Linked DNA regions of Mus musculus: region 1 is linked to region 2. The links are chromatin loops, found by intact Hi-C in ENCODE. Cell type or tissue: left cerebral cortex. All regions are shown on one strand. Each heading gives the region's core, and the rest is flanking DNA. Links, peaks and the distances in the headings are about the cores only. Region 1 holds the start of Fut9 (fucosyltransferase 9). Region 2 overlaps Fut9 (fucosyltransferase 9).

Region 1 (8,342 bases), core at 124-8,123, 80 kb after region 2:
ATCTCAGATTCTAGAAATAATCACTTCATAAAAAGGAGAAAATGTTGTGTTAGTTTTTTTTCCTAAAAAAAAAAAAGGAGGCTTCTGAAAAATCACATTGGGAAACAGCTACTACCTAAAACTTTAGGGATTGTGCTCAGTTATCGTCATCTGGGTAAGTTTCAAGCTGGTGGTCACAGGTTCTTTATTTTCACCCCATGTTCGTCATCTCCCTCAGCCTTTATCTCTTCACCTTACATTCTCAGTAAAACCATGCATGGACTAAAGGCAACTTGTTGATGAAATTCCTGTGTCATTTACACAACTGCTAATCCCCTTTGCCAAGGCAAATATTGACTTTACACCTGTCCTCTTGGTAGCAATGTAAAGAAGAGCATCACACACTCACCAATGCACCATTCCAATACTGGTGTTCCTGTCTCTTCATCTGTTATATTTGATGATTTTGCAGAGTCTTCCTAACTACAGGACCTTTAAATCCAGAAGGGTTTTGACTTCTGTATAAGAATCCATAACAAGAACCTCTGCTCTATTTTATGAGAAATTCATTTTCATGTTCATAGATGATTCTTAGGCAGTGTTAATATTTTGACATAAACTACAATGCTGTTAGAATGCTTTGATCTCAACTTCTGCTTACCACAAAAACAGAGCATTCAGCATTACTCCAAGCTCTGCTTCGTTCAACTGTGACGTATCTATTCAGTGAAGACTCATTATTGCTGGATATACTGTACATACCAATTACCCTATTGCTAAACAAAATACAAATATCTCCAGAGGGAAATTTAAAAGATTCTTTAATTCATCTTCTAAGTCGCCTATTGTCCACTCGGCATGCCATATGTGAATGTCTGCAGCAGTTGCAAACTTAAATACATAGTTTTGAGTATTTTTCTTAGTCCAACAGTAAGGTTAATTAGGCAAATTTCTGTATTTAGGAAACCAACAGTAGTACACCTGGCCCTCGTGAATTTTGGTGCAGCTGAACACATTTGCTGAAAACCACTGCTGGTCACTTTGCTCCTGCCCTGAGACAAGGACTACCAAGAAAGCAAAGTGAAATAAAATGCTTGACAATGGGAAAGGTGGGATTTTAAAGGTAATCATTGGTAAACAAACTCATCGTATATTTGATCAAATTTCCCTTTCTATTTTATATAGAGGGAGAATCGCCTGTCCAAGAAGAGGACTGAAAACATCATCCTCTCCACCAACTGCAAACAGGAGAATGGCAAGTCAAGTCTCATTCCCCCTAAATTGCTTACAGTAATATCAAAACACTTATTCACACAGTCCATTCTTAAATAGGGTATTCCCCTTCAAAGTTTCTTACATTTCTTTGAATACTCCCAATTTTCCTTAAACATTAACCCTATGTTCACGTCTGTGCAGTAAGATGCCGCCACACAATATTTTACAAGTTGTTTGAATGTAAATCATAAGTTGTATGGGATCTTGCTTTTCACTACAGCACAGAGGAATCTTGAATACAAATTTTAGTATTTAAATCACCTCCTTTCCTGTTCACAGGAACCCTCCACTCCCCGTCAGATTCACTCTTTGAACACAATGCTTATTTTTGTTCAAGCTAACCACAAATGATAAGCCTGATTCCAGCAGGAAGGTCTGCTGCATTCAGGAAACTCATTAGGATAGCTAGAGACTACACCTACACCGCCCCTGAAGCGCGTGGTGTGGAAGTTCTCTGTACAACCTTCCGCTCTTAGGTCAATAAACACAAAGGAAATAAGGGCTTTAACTTATTGAAATTTAAAATCATAACAACAATAATAAAGCGATTGTAAACGGTATGTCTGGTTCCACCTCTTTTTAAAAAAGCTGCCTATCCTTAAAAGTTGCCGCCGAGATTTGGTGGCGTAGCTTAGGGAGATTCACAGCTGGACTGTGTAAGGTGCTCTGCTCTAAACCTGAAAAAAAGGTAGATTCTGTGATAACAGGTAAAATAATATGGGCCCTTCCTTGTGCTCAGCGGACAAGCCCTCAGACAAGAAGGAATCTAAGCGATGTAAATAGTTGGGCACTTTGAAACAATGACAAAAAGTTTAGTCCCAAAAGATTTCCTGTTTTTGTCCTCTTTCCATGGTTGATTATCACCTTAATAGCCCAGGTGCAGAGACACAATAAACAGAACACACCGCGTGTCAGTGTGGGTTTGGAGGTGAGTGTCAGAAAAGCTTCAAGACAGCATCATGTGGAAGCAATGAGGTCAGCATTCACTAAGTCTCTGAGGAGGAACGGGATGGCAGGACCAATGACTCTGTGGTCAGGCTTTGAGGGAAGGTGGGTCAGAGGAGGACTTTGTGGAGAAACCTAGGTCCGAGCGCTAGGCAGAAGACAGAATTCACAAAAACCTGGGGACAACAAGGGCAGCAATGACTCTCTTTGAAGTGACACCAGGAGAAGGCTATCTGCCCGGGGAATGAGGGTAGCAGCGGGAGGGCAGGAGGGTGACAAGGGACTAAGATGTACAAGCAGCTATCTCTGGAAGAGAAAGGGTTCAAGTTCCAAGCTGGTTGAGTTAAAACCAAATGTCCCCGGGGACCTGTGCCAGGAGGGTACCCAGCAGGTGGTCGGGGTGCCTCATCTAACGATGTACGGTGGGCGCTCAGTCCTGTGCCTGACCCCCTAGAGTCTCTGGTACTCACCGATCCCAGCGAGGGAAAGCTCCATCCAGGGCGCGGGAGGGCAGCGCGGCGCGGGCGGGACGAGGGCTGGCGGTGGTGGCGGCGCTGTCCTAGTAGCGTAGCCGGAGTCCGGGGGTAGCCAAGAGGCGAGAGCGGCGGCGGGGTCTCAAGGCACCGGGTGAGGAAAGATCCAGGGCTCCAGAGCTGCAGCGCCCCGCGCGCTCTCTTCCCATCTCCCGGGCTGCCGAGGTTGCTGCTGCCCAGAGCAGCCAGGAGAGGGGGAGGGGAGCAGGCACGCGGCAGGGAGGGAGAGCAAAGAAAGCAGGGAGGGGGGAAGGGATGCGCGAGGGGAGATGGAGATGATCACCGAGAGTTGGGAAGAGAAGGGAGGAGCATAGCAGCCGGGTACAGGTTCCCACCAGAGGAGCTCCAAAATGAGCCTGTGGGTCTTGCCCCAATACCCTGCCGCTCCATGCTAACCCCCTTCGCGCCCTTTCCTTTGGCTCTTCCTCCGGTGACTGTGCCTGGGAGTACCCACGCTCGGCTGCGGATGCAGTTTCAGCAAGCCACCGCGTGTGTTGAGTCGGGAGGCTGCAGAGACACAGCATTGCTCTCCAGGCCTGTGGCACCTGTGCGCGCACACATAGCCACTGGTTCCATTGCTGCGTCTCCGATATGCAGACTCTTAGTCTGCCACCCTCCTCCACTCTCCTTTTAGGTCAAACTGTGGACTTGCAGCAACCGCTTCTGTCAGTTCCTTATTGCTGTCCCCCACCCCCACCCCCCAGGCGCTATTTGGCACGGACTGTCCAGCCAGAAGGCGACAGCAGGGAGCTCAATGCAGGCAACCTTCTCCAGTCCCTTGTATCTGCTGCCTGTGTTTGTTCTTCACTGGGGTTGACCAGCTAAAGTCCGGGGTCAGGTTGGGGGGTGATTAAAATTAAACTAAAATAGGAGGGGCAGATTGTCTGGAACCAAATTCTCAGTGATTTGGGAAGGTTGTAAATGTGAAGGGCAGTGTTGTGCTCAGAATTGACTCTTCTCTGTAAGCAACATTAAAATATAAATTCATAGGTAGATAGACACATAGAAAGATAGATGGATAGATAGATACATGGATGGATAGATAGAAAGACAGAAAGAAAGGTAGGAAGGAAAGAAGGAAGGAAGGAAGGAAGGAAGGAAGGAAGAAGGAAGAGAGAGAAAGAAAGGATAGATGGATGGATAGATAGATAGATAGATAGATAGAGCTCCACTTTGCAAAGTTTTTGTTTATTTTGTTGGACTACAAGTCAATCCTCGAAATTTACTTTTAGACTACGATTCAAATACATATAGAAAGTATATTTAGGGGCTCCTCTTACACTCAAGAATCAAGGAATAAATTCACACATTTAGTAAATATAACGACAATCAGAGTATCGCTGACTGATTTCTGTGAACCTTGATTTTGTTTCATAATCTTCGCATTCTGATTGGAAATAGGCAGCAGACAGGAAGCAAGTGGATGATGTGTGTAATGATACAGGTAGAAAAAGTAGTCTAGTTAAACTCTCTTCAAATGATACAGTAAGTATCCCTGTACTTCTTAGCAGAGCACTGGAGAAAGGAAGTTCTGGGGTGTGTGTGTGTGTGTGTGTGTGTGTGTGTGTGTGTGTGTGCATGTGTGTGTGTGTGTGCATGTGTGTGTGTGTGTGTGTGCATGTGTGTGTGTTGCATGTGTGTGTGTGCATGTGTGTGTGGGTGTGTGTGTGGGTGTGTGTGCATATGTGTGTGTGTGCATGTGTGTGTGAGTGCATGTGTGTGTGTGCATGTGTGTGTGGGTGTGTGCGTGTGTGTGTGTGCATGTGTGTGTGCATGTGTGTGTGTGCATGTGTGTGTGTGTGTGTGTGCGCGCGCGCGCGCGTGTGTGTGTGTGTGTGTGTGTATGTGCACCAAGCATGTGTCCATGGGCTCACACTGCTTTTCTGAATGTAGAAATCTTCATGTGCTAAAGGATCTTAGTCTCTAAAATAATTTAGACATTTTACTTTACATAATTATGCCTTATATAACAAATGTACTCATATTAAAATAAATGCTTTCTCAGTTATGAATGCAGTGTGAAAAACATTTTTACTGCAACAAGTCAGCCTTACATATTATTGAAAAACTTCTATCTCTTCCTGTATTGTTTTACTTGAAGAAAAATAAAAGTTAAATTTTAGTGATAAGTTACTATTTGACAGTGTCTCTAACTTGTTAGACTCTTTCATGTTCAGCATGCATGCCAATGAAAACATTTGGTTTCATGTCTTTTTGATGATCAGAATAAGAGGACCATCTATTCAGTAAGGGCCAATGGGCCAGACGCCTCAGCTTCTAGAGCACATGTTGCTGTGTCCAGCATGTACACACAGCAGTACACCAGGTAGACCCACCGATTATTAATCATTTAAAGAACATGGAAAGGTAATGATTGATGAAGCATAATATCCCACTCAGCACTCTTACTCAGAGATGAATCATGAAGTTTGCAAATGGCAGTAACTGTTTAATTAATTGTGGTTACTGAGAATTAATAAAGTACAAACTTCCAGACAAAGGGGAGAGGGAATCACATGGGCAGATTTACATTTTAAATGTAAATAAATAAAATAACAACAAAAAACAAATTTCCTCATATATGATTAGGATATCCCCGACTTTAATGTAGTGATTTATATAATTTTCATATAGTTGAGACTTTTGGGCTTTCATACAATATATTGTATTATTAACCCCTACCTCCTAAATCCTTCCATAATCTAACCCTATCCCCACCTCAATTTCATATCCTTTGATTGTGTTTTTTATAAGTGTAGTAGTTTAAGTGAGAGGAACCTCCTTAGGCTAATAAATTTTGTTGGGTTCCAGTGGTTGCAACTATTAGGGGAGAATTAAGGAATATGACCTTGTTAGATGAGGCATGTTAGTAAGGGTGGGCATGAGGTTTTAAAAAAATCTTCTACCATCTATAGTGTGCTCTCTGCCTCTTGCCTCTAGTTTGAGATGGTACTGGATTTGAAGACACAAAGTGGTCATGGAGAGCAGCTAAGGCCTGACACTGTAAAAGGCCAGCAACAGCCATTAGTGAAGGTACAGCCTCAATTGCAGTTGATGGCCCAGGACTGAAGGGGTCATGCAAAAAATTTGATGTTTGGTACCATGAGGAGAGCCTATAAGAGGTTTTTGGTGATGTCTAGTTGCAGGAAAAGACTCCAGCGTATTGGAGATGCCAGTACCATGGAATACCCACAGAGAACAGCGGCAGCAGTAGAATGGAGTGAACTAGAGTGCTACAGAGGGCAGAGCTGGAGAAGTCACTCAAGTCCCTTGGAGGAGTCCAGAAGATCATGTGTAGTTTCAATACATTGGAACAAGTAGTTGTAAAATTGAAGTTGCCTTGGAGACTGGAGATATTAGTGATGCCAGAGCTATGGGATACATGCTAATGAAAGCTGCTAACAGGGTGTGGAACCAGCCAAAGAGAATCAACTGTGTTGAAGTCAACAAAATGAAAGGAGTTGGATATCAGACATGGGCAGGCAGAGTCTGGAGGTTGCTCAGCTGGTTTTTAATCTTGATATGGTCCAGTATTTCCTTACTATAACCTTTTAGATTGGTAATGTGTACCCTGTGTCATGACATGTTGGAATTCTGACATCTGCTTTTTGCTTTTAATTTTATAGGGGATTACAGTTAAAAGATTGCAAGAATCTCAGAAGATATTTTGAACTAGGGATTCTTTACATCCTTAAGACTGTTGTGGACTATGGAAACTTTTGATGTTGGACTAAATGTAATTTTGCATTATACTATAGTTAAGAATGGCCCCATAATGTGTTTCTACAAACCTATGGGGGCCAGGAACTGGAATGTGGTTGTTTGAATAGACATGAAAAACTTATCAAAAATGCCAAGATCAAATGTAAATGTCACTTGAAAGGGGTGGGGTTGCTGAGAGTGGTCCCAATGTCATCTTCTCTAAGAATGTACAGACAGACCTGTACTTCAGAAAACTGAGAATTTCACTTGGGAAGGGGAAATTTATGTTCCTTGGCACAATGTACTTATGAACAAGAATTGGTCGATGACTACAAAAGAAAAAGCACAGGCCTCAGGGGAGTCTGCTAAAGCTAGATGACCACACTGGCTGCAGAAACCTGCATTGTTTCCTTCTCCACAGTCTCTGAGAGATGAGACCCCACCTGTAAATCTCTGACAGACACAGGATAGGGAATGATGAGACAGGAGCAGTGACTGCAAGTAGTAGCTGCTTACTGAGACTTGGGAAATCTGGAGATACAGATTCCTTTTCTCACTTTGATGAACAATATGTTAATTTAGTTGATGTTGAAGAGCTAAAAATAGACACAGTATCAATAGAAAAACAAGAAAATCCTTGAGAGGAGCTGAAATAAGTCAGTTGTTAAAAATGTTATACTATAAAAATGTTGCTATGGAGAAGTTGAAAAACTGTTTTAATATTCTGACATGAATCTTTATAAAGGTGTAGCAAAGGACTTGCCTCTAAGCATGAAAACCACAGACAGAAATGCAAGGTTTTAGAGAATGATGATAAGAAAAATAGTAAGTGGTGATATAGGGGGCAGGGTTCAGAAAAGAAGTGGGAGAAGAGGACCAGTGATGAGTTAGGACAAAAAATGGTAGAAAGACAGCAACAGTAGGTACTGAGGTAAAGGGTAAAGGTGAGGAGAGACATGGAAAAACAAATAATCAAAGCCAGAGAAGTAATATAGGAAAAGGATGAGTGGGGATAAGCAAGCAAATTTAGACAAAAGAAGGCCCAGAAGATTAAGAACTGGTAATGAAAAGAAGAAATATTTTTAAATATATTAAGAAACCTTTGTGCAAAATGAAAGATTTCAATTTTTATGTTGGACAGAAACAATGATTTCCAGATAAATATTCCCAGAATGATGAATGCCAACTTCTAAGGAAAAAATATCATTATCTTCTTCCTCTTCCTCTTCCTCCTCCTCTTCCTCCTCCTGGGACTTTCTTTTTTTTTTCTTTTCATTTATTTTTTGTTATTTTCTTTCATTTTGTTTTCAATACATCCAACTGCAATGTCAACCTCTCTCCCAGATCCATTTCTTCTCAGTTTCCCTTCACAGAAGAGCAGTCCTCCCAGGGATATGAACTGAACAAGACATAAGCGATACAATAAGATTAAATGCCCATATTAAGTTGAGACAAGGCAATCCAGTAGGAAGAAAAGGATCCTAAGAGCAGATGAAAAGGTCAGAGACCCCACCAACACGCACTGTTAGGAGTTCTACAAAAACCTAAGCTAACAACCGTAACATATATGCACTGGACCTAGTGAAGACCCCTGGAAGTTCTGTGATTGCTGCTTCAGGCTCTATGAGCCTCTATGGGTCCTACTTGATTTTGTGGGCTGTGTTTGCCTGGTGTCCTCATCCTCTCTAGCTCCTACAATTCTTCCTATATTTTTCCATGGGGTTCCTAGAGCTTCAAGGGAATGGACACAGCGGAGATTTCCATTTGGCCTTCCTTTCTTCTTACTGTTTGGCTGTAGGTCTCCATATCTGCTCTCATCAGCCAGCAGTGGAGGCCTCTTTGACCACAACTGGGCTAGGCTTTGATCATGCTTGTCTTTTCATCCAATATTAGTGGACAAAACCTGCA
Region 2 (8,342 bases), core at 22-8,021:
TAGATAGATAGATAGATAGATAGATAGATAGATAGATAGATAGGATATAGACATTGACATAGGTAAAGTCTTTTGACTCAACATGAACTCATTATGTATGTTATTACCTGTAATAATTCTCAAGCTACTCCTCTTTCACCTTTCAAGCTGACTGACAGCATAGGTTGCCTGGCTGGGCACCAGTAGCCTACGCATCTCTTCCAGTTACTTTTTAAATGGTAACAAGAGAAACCCTGGGTGTTGCCTTATATTCTCTTGGCCTTTATCATTGTCTTCACCATCAAAGTCATCTGGCAGTTGTCTCAAAACGTGTCTCAGTATGGATGTTCATTGCATATGTTATTACATATATGTTATTGCATATGTTATGCATAGACACACAGTTTAGTATATCTGGATGGAGAATGTCAACTTAACTATTCGCTTTGCTATTTTTTTTCTGGGTCATGGAACCAAGAGTATCTATCTATATCTTAAGATGAATTGACTTGGAACTCAAATTCAATGAGTCATATGTAATTATGACAACTGAAATCTTAAAATGTCTCTAAATTACAGATGATTATAGCATCAGCATATCTATAAATCCTCTAGGAAAACTTTGAGAAAGAAAATTTAAATATAACTTCTTTTAATTTGAGTGTATATGCATGTGTGTGTATGTGTGCGCACATGCGTGTGTGTGTGTGTGTGTGTGTGAGTGTGTAAGTGTGTGTGTGTCTGTGTGTCTCTCTGTGTGTGTGAGTGTGTGTGTGTCTGTGTGTGTGTGTCTCTCTCTCTGTGTGTGTGTGAGTGTGTGTGTGTCTGTGTGTCTCTGTGTGTGTGTGTGTGTGTGTGTATGTGTGCAGGTACATGCAGAAGGTAGAAGATCCTATGAAACTGGAGATGGTAGCAGTTGTGAACCTCACGATCTTGGTGTTAGGAGCCAGACTTGTATCCTCTAGAACAATCTTCCTCTTACTCAGCCATCTTCCAGCCTTTTAAATTGCACATTTTGAAGGAAAGTACCCAAACATCAAATTCTCACTTTACAAAACATCTCATGACAGAAGATTCTAATAAAAGGAAAAAATAATCATGTGTTAATTTTTTCAATAAGAAATAAAGGGCCCAGAGTTCTTGTTCTGGTTAATGATTGACTAATATAAAGCTATGTTTTTAATTAAGACAAATTTAATTTGTTCACATGCAAAGTTTTTGATGAGTACTGATTTGCCATTCCAGTGGATAATGGCATCCTTTGCGCATGCAGGCAAATTAAAAACTGATCCCTGTAACGGAACTTCTAGTTAATTCCATATAGATACCTGGCATTTCAATATATGTAAAGAAACATAAATCAGGGAAATTTCATGACATTTTATAGAAACATCTACCAACTACCTTGTAAAAGTATATATGTCTTAATACAATAGATACAAACATCCATGCATGGAAACAAATGGGCCAACAGCTCTGCTTATTAGTTACATGTATCTTCATACTTAAACATTTTGGGTTCATTGTGGGCTAAAAAATCTGGGTTCTTGTGATGTTAATTGGGTAATGAGGGAGAGTATGAAAGAGGAAATGTTTCTTTTCTCTCCAATGAGAAAAATAGCCATCACGAGAATGAACATACAAGGAAGGTTCATATTTGTTTTCTTAAGATTTTCATTAGAATTTATTCTTGAAGATTTGTGTGTGCTTGTGAGCATGTGCACACAAATATTTATCATTTTTTTTCAAGACTAAGGATGTTCAAGTTAAGTTGAGAGTGGTAGTGTAGCATGCCTTTAATCCCAGGATTCGGGAGGTAGAGGCAGGGAGATCTTTTTTGCTTGAGGCTAGCCTGAACTACAGAGTAAAATGAGGTTAAAATCTATGTAGATTTTCATTTCTATTGTAAGTCTACCTTTTGTGACTGATATATTTTATCAAATCCATGTGTTCTAAGATAAAAGATGTACACTGAAGAGGTGAAGAAAGTTTGTAGGAGCAAGAGTTAGTGGATGATACAAAGGGAACAGTGTCTTTTCAGACACAACGGATTGATATGCAAATAAGCTAACAGAAACTGTGATGACACCCAAAAGACCCAAACAGGTTCTAACCAACATCACTTACTGAGACCAAAAACACACAAAATGTCCCACCCCTAACCAAGAAGCTATTTACAATTGACTACTGAGAAAAAAAGATCAGGTTGTTCCAATGAAGTGACACTTAGTTTGTCAATCACACGCCAAGGAAAGCCCTATAGCTAGGAGTAGATGGTTCACACAAAATGGACTTCAAGTTTTATTTTGTTGTGTTTGCTTTTGAATTTAAAAATGATTTGATATCCTAATAAAACTGTATCATTTCTTCTTTGTCACTTCTCCTTCCAAATCCTCCCACGTGCCCCTCTTTACTCTTTCAAATCTCTGTCTTCTTTTTCCATTAAATGTTATTACATGATTATATGGATACACATATACATTTCTAAATGTAAGTTGATTGGCCTATATCTGGTTATTCATGTGTATGTTCTCAGGGGTTGTGTTTATTTGGACCTTTGACTTTTCCTTTATTTCTATTGCTGTTTATTAGTTTTCTTTTCTTTCTTTTTTGAGAGAGAGAGGGAAGGAGAGACAGAGGGGGACAGAGAGGTGGGGAGAAGAGAGAGAGAGAGAGAGAGAGAGAGAGAGAGAGAGAGAGAGAGAGAGAGAGAAGAGAGAAGAGAGAAGAGAGAAGAGAGAAGAGAGAAGAGAGAAGAGAGAAGAGAGAAGAGAGAAGAGAGAAGAGAGAAGAGAGAAGAGAGAAGAGAGAAGAGAGAGACCCAGATACAGAGAGAGACAGAGGCTGGAGGGGAGAGAGAGGAGGAGAGACGGGGGAGAGAGAGATAGAAAGAGTCAGACACAGAGAGACAGAGAGAACCTGAAGACCCTTAAGTTTTTTGGGAGAAAGGAAGGGAGGAGTTGGCAGAGGGGAAAGTGTATGATCCTGTCACGCTATGCTTGCCACATCCAGCTTCACTTTCCTGTAAAGAGAAAATCTCAATTCTGACTGGAAATCATGTAATACGTCTCTGGATTCCCTTCTGTCCCGTTTGCACTGCTATTTCCACTGGGTTGTTTAAGTGTTTTACATCTTCTCTCTTGTGACAGATATTTCCCACATCCTGTTCCTATTTACAAAACTCAGACAGTCTCATAATTCCTCACTACTAGAGCTAAAGTCTCAGCAGTTAAATTTGGAAAGACATGGATGGTCTTCAAACTTCAACTACATATGTCCTTTTCTTCTTGTCTTTGTATGCCCCAAACACAAATCAATTACACAAGTCTGTCCACCATTTCAAATTATATCCTCAAATTACCTTTTTAGAGCTTTTGTTTGCATTTTTGCCCTTGCTGAGTACTTCCTTTAAGGCTTGTTTAATTCTACATACTAACCCTCTAGTGTAGATTTTTAACTCTTAATTGCTTATTAAATTTCTTCCCCAAACCTCGGTTCTTCCATAGTTAATTGCATATCATGTCCAAAGATTTCTTATAATTAAGCTTGCACTCTACAGTCTCAATATTATGCTTTACCATTGGCTCAAGTAGGTTTTTAAGATTAAAGGAGATTTAAATGAAGTAATCATTTTCATAATTTAAATTAATTCTTAGGACATTGCATGATTAAAACAAAAATTAGAAACACGTTCAACTCCCAATGTGACCATTACTTTTATAAACGGCCCTTGCAAATTTCCTTGTGAATGTATTGCCTGTAAATACAAGTGGTTGAGTAAGAACAAGTAATTTTTTCCTTTGCTATTGTATTGGAAATAAATTCGAGCCATTTTGACTCAACATTAGCGTTTTGAAAACTAATTCACAAATCAGAGGAGATTTATTGATATTCCATTGTCCTTTTTGTAGTAGACTGAATAACAATCTCAAGGGCTAGCTTACAGTTCAATTAGGAAAGATGCTATATAAAATTCAAGGTCACTGTGTTCTCATTCCATTGAATTTTTTTAGTCTGCCATTGAAACTAATTACTCAATCTAAGTGCAGGGACACTGACTATTTATTGATGAGCCTTTCCTTGTAGGAATTTGGCTTTTAAAAAAGTTTCTGGCCCTGAAAACGCAGACATAAATGACCTCAAGTTATACTCCAAAAAAGCATGATTTTACTGCACTTTGACATTTTCATTTGATTTTCAGTGAGGTACTCCAAGGTACTTCAAGTCTTAGTTCTCTGTCTCATGGGTGCTAATGAGATACTGTTCCTGACATTTCATAAAGAAATGCAAAGGTGTTTTGTAAAAGTAGCAACAGAGGAGAGATCACAATAACATGCAGTTTTGTTTGGAAGAATGGAATTTTCTTTCGGTTACAAAACGGACAGGGCCCATATGTTCATGAAGCAAAAATAGCATTTTAAGTGAGGCGCTGGCTTCTCTCTTCCCCCAGACTGTTGTGAGTCATTTTAGCAATTTGCTTCCTACAATAATTTCAGAGAAAGCTGTAAACTTTATGTAGAACTCTATATTTAAGATGAAACGATGAGAATCTTGGTTACTTGTTAATTTAATAAGCATTGATGGAGTAACTTCTACGTGCACCTTCTGATAATAGAGAAAACTGAAGGCAAAACTCATTCATAAAAGACATGTGAGGCGGTTGCAAATGGATATCATGGTACATTTTACTAAAGTCCATGGCAGGAGTTTGTAGAGAGGTCTATGGGCTACAGTGGGGAAGCATGCAACTCAATCTCAGGGAAAATATTCTACACATGAATCTGTGTTTTACCTGAATCAACTGGATTTTAGTAAGATAAAATAACTTGTAAGATATAGCTGTGGAACACGTAAATGCACATGGATTTGAAAGCTCGGTAGTGTAGTTAATAATGATGTGGGATACTTTGGTTTACCAAAGGGAAGTGGTTAGTGACTCAGGCCAGACTTTAAAGTCACAGATACCTTACTAATGAATCTGCCTATAATTATAAATTAAAAGCCAACAATTCAATCATAGACAAGGCATGCTGAGAAATCTAGCGATGGCTTTAGTACAATTTTCAAAGACTCTGAAAGACTAGAGCAATTTGTTAAAACTGACAATGAATTTGGAAAGCAAGAATACAGAGTTAAACCTGAAATTTGCTAAGGAATGGAGAAATGGGAAAATTCAGTTTATATTCTTTTGCTTAAAAACAAACAAACAAACAAACAAACAAACAAAAAACAATCTATAGTTTTAGCCAAATGATAGACTATTGTGTATCACGAGGGAAAATGTCTCCTAAAATATTACTGGAATTTTGAACTATGGCAAGAACAATGTATGTAGTGAGTGTGGCAAAAGCATCAATGTGTTTTCTCTGAAACACTGCCTAGCAGAGAATGTGATGAGAATGTGATGAGAATGTGTGAGCTTTGAAGCTGTGATTTAAAAATACTTTGAGAAAATAAGACCTAGAGTCTAGTAAGAGGCACCTAAAGTTATTTATTCTCCCGAGTTATCCACCTTCAAATCTTATCTTCATTTTCTTAAGCTAGCAATGTGTTTCATCCATACTGGGAACAGGGATTCAACTGGGTGCCTTTCAAGGTCTTTCATTTTCAGGGAGAGTTCTTTCATCTCAGAATGTACTTAGAACATCTGGGCTGCTCTGGAATATGTTGTATCTTTATTTGGAAGTGATTCTCTTATATGATTTTTCATTTTAATTTTTTTTGTTTGTCTGTTTTAACTAATGTATATCAGTTGCATGGATTAATGTTTACAGTGTGACCTTTTCCTTCATGTAGATATAGTGCTTTAAATACAGACTCGTGACTGCACTCTTAATTGCCCTTCTCTCTTCTCTGTCTGCTCACTCTTCTCTGGCTCTCTTAGCAATCAGGACACGAACTCACAGAGATCTGTGTGCCCCTGCCTCCCAAGTGCTGGAGTTAAAGCTGTAAATCACTACTCTCAAATACAAACACACACACACACAGACACACACACTCACACAAAACACTTATATCATATATACATATATATATGTGTGTGTGTGTATATATATTATATATATAATTATTTATTTGTTTTCTTTAATATTTTATGAGTAAAAGTACAAAGTACTTGTCATTCTATATTTATGACTATGTTTTTCATACTTTATGTATGTAATATAACTCAGGCCTGGTATATCTGGCTTATCTAGCACCTTGGGTGTTGTCTGTCTTTAAGAACTTTCACACTGCTTTACAGAGTTGCTCTGCTACTTCACACTCCCCTTAGTAGTGCTAAGTTACAGTCTTGTTAGAGAGAGTAATGGTTTCAGCTCGGAATTTTGGAGAAAGGAAGTCACAGGAACTTTTTAAGCAGAGGAAATATTTAATTAAACTTTTCTTTTATAAAAAAAATGTTTCAGACGTGAACATCAAGCTTAGGCAACACGTAAGTTGAAGTATTTTGATGGTTGAGATCGTGACGTAACATGGTTGAGGTAAACTAAAATAATGTGAAGGCAAAACAACTTTATATTCGGTTGTTACTTGGTTGGCCTTAAAAGAAAAGACAAATATGCTTCCAATTCTCTTAGCCTTTGCATTTGGATGTTGTTGGCATTGAGTCAGTTAACTGGATTGATAAAGTTTTACATGTTATGCATAAAAGTTTGACGTGCACGTTGAAACTGAAGTGGAACATAGAGTCCAAATATAGGTAGTTGGATATTTGATCCACAGTTTCATTGTGAAAATCTGGGTTAGTAGATTTTTATAAGTCACCGGGGTATAGATTAAATCCCAGCTCACATACAATGCCAGACCTTACCTTTGGCCTTTTGTAGATATTAATTCATTTAACATTCTGAATGTTTTATCGTAGATACTGCTCTAATTCCCAGGTTGCTGGGTGTTTATTTTCCCCCAATAAAGAAGCTGAGATAGAAATAAGGAGAGGTTGATAGCTATGCCCCACCCCCAACTGCTTGTTACCTCAAGGGTCAGTATACTAAATACATTATCAGTATGAATTATCAGTGCGATAACCAAAATAAATAAATGAATGAATAAATAAATAAGTAAAATCAGGAAGGGTTGCACTTTACAAGCTACAGAGATTCAGATATTGAATAAATTAGAAAAAGTGGGTTCTAGTGACATGCCAAAAAACAAAAGACAAAAAAATGATAAAAATATACTGTCTTAGAATACAAGATGTCTAAAGGAGGATTGACTCCCCCAAATGCTGCTTAAAGTTCAAGGAAACTGGGGCCTGGTCCTTTGCTTTTCTTGGCATCACCAGTTTATAAATGGCTCTTAGACAACAACAACAACAACAACAACAACAACAACAACAACAAACTATGGTGAATGGTGCAGTAAGTCTGATTAGAATCCAAGAGAAATATTGAGAAAAGGATTCAATCAGCATGTGTAGACAACTGAAGGATTTTTCTTTAGAGGTTCAAAGGAATATTATGAACTTTGGAGCAAATCAAGAGTTATAATCATAATGACTTTGGTACATATTAAATATTACTGATTTTTAAGTATTTATTATTTTTGAAATAATATATATGTGATGCACATAATGCCTACATATTTCAAAAGAGGATATCAGACCTCCTGAAGTTGGAGTTGCAAATGGTAGTGAGTCACCTAATAGATTCTAGGAATTGAACTTTAGTTCTCTGTAAGACTAGTAAAAGCAAAACCATCCTGGATTTGTGATGCTTTAAGATGGGTAGTTAGTGCTCATTAATGACAGGTATCAATGATATTATTGTATTACATTATTTTTCATGTATTTATATATAAGCATGTGAATTTATACTGGTAGGGGGTTGACTGGAGGCAGAATGTTCCACTGGTGATATGATATTTCAATTGGTACATAAATATGAATTCACTATATATCATAAAAAGTACTTGTGTGTTCTAGCAAAAAGCTAGCCCAGGAAGATTTCGAAAACAATGAAAATATGGCCCCATTAGAAATGTCTTCCTGAAATGCAAGTCTTTATTAAAAGGAAAACTGGCATACGCCAGCAAGATTTTGCTGAAAGGACCCTGATATAGCTGTCTATTGTGAGGCTATGCCGGTGACTGGCAAACCTTGATGTAGATGCTCAGAGTCAGCTATTGGATGGATCACAGTGTCCCCAACGGAGGAGCTAGAGAAAGTACCCAAGGAGCTAAAGGGGTCTGCTACCCTATTGGTGGAACAACAATATGAACTAACAAGTACCCCCAGGGCTCATGTCTCTAGCTGCATATGTAGCAGAAGATGGCCTAGTCGGCCATCATTGGAAAGAGAGGCCCCTTGGTCTTGCAAACTTTACATGCCCCAGTACAGGGCAACACCCGGGCCAAGAAGTGGG

The links. Peaks named below come from ENCODE experiments on the same cell type or tissue, not always from the same donor. Only the 100,000 strongest peaks of a DNase experiment are listed, where the experiment ranks them.
Region 1: it touches region 2 in a loop (2.7-fold over the local background); 3 of 42 quality-filtered maps call a loop at or near these places.

Annotation. Positions count from the first base shown.
Region 1 is chr4:25,796,920-25,805,261 of GRCm38, forward strand. It overlaps Fut9 (fucosyltransferase 9), which reads right to left and starts at 3,084. Exons shown (of 3, transcript NM_010243.3): 1 at 2,670-3,084. In left cerebral cortex, for the core only: a CTCF peak has its summit at 3,256; DNase peaks (open chromatin) are centred at 725, 1,714, 2,272, 2,985 and 2 more places; H3K4me3 peaks cover 4,015 bases; H3K27ac peaks cover 3,948 bases.
Region 2 is chr4:25,717,380-25,725,721 of GRCm38, forward strand. The region is part of intron 1 of Fut9 (fucosyltransferase 9); the gene reads right to left. Among named protein-coding and RNA genes, the nearest start is that of Fut9, 78 kb to the right of the region's middle. In left cerebral cortex, for the core only: no CTCF peak of the experiment used is centred there; DNase peaks (open chromatin) are centred at 815, 3,091, 4,380 and 5,447; H3K27ac peaks cover 3,628 bases.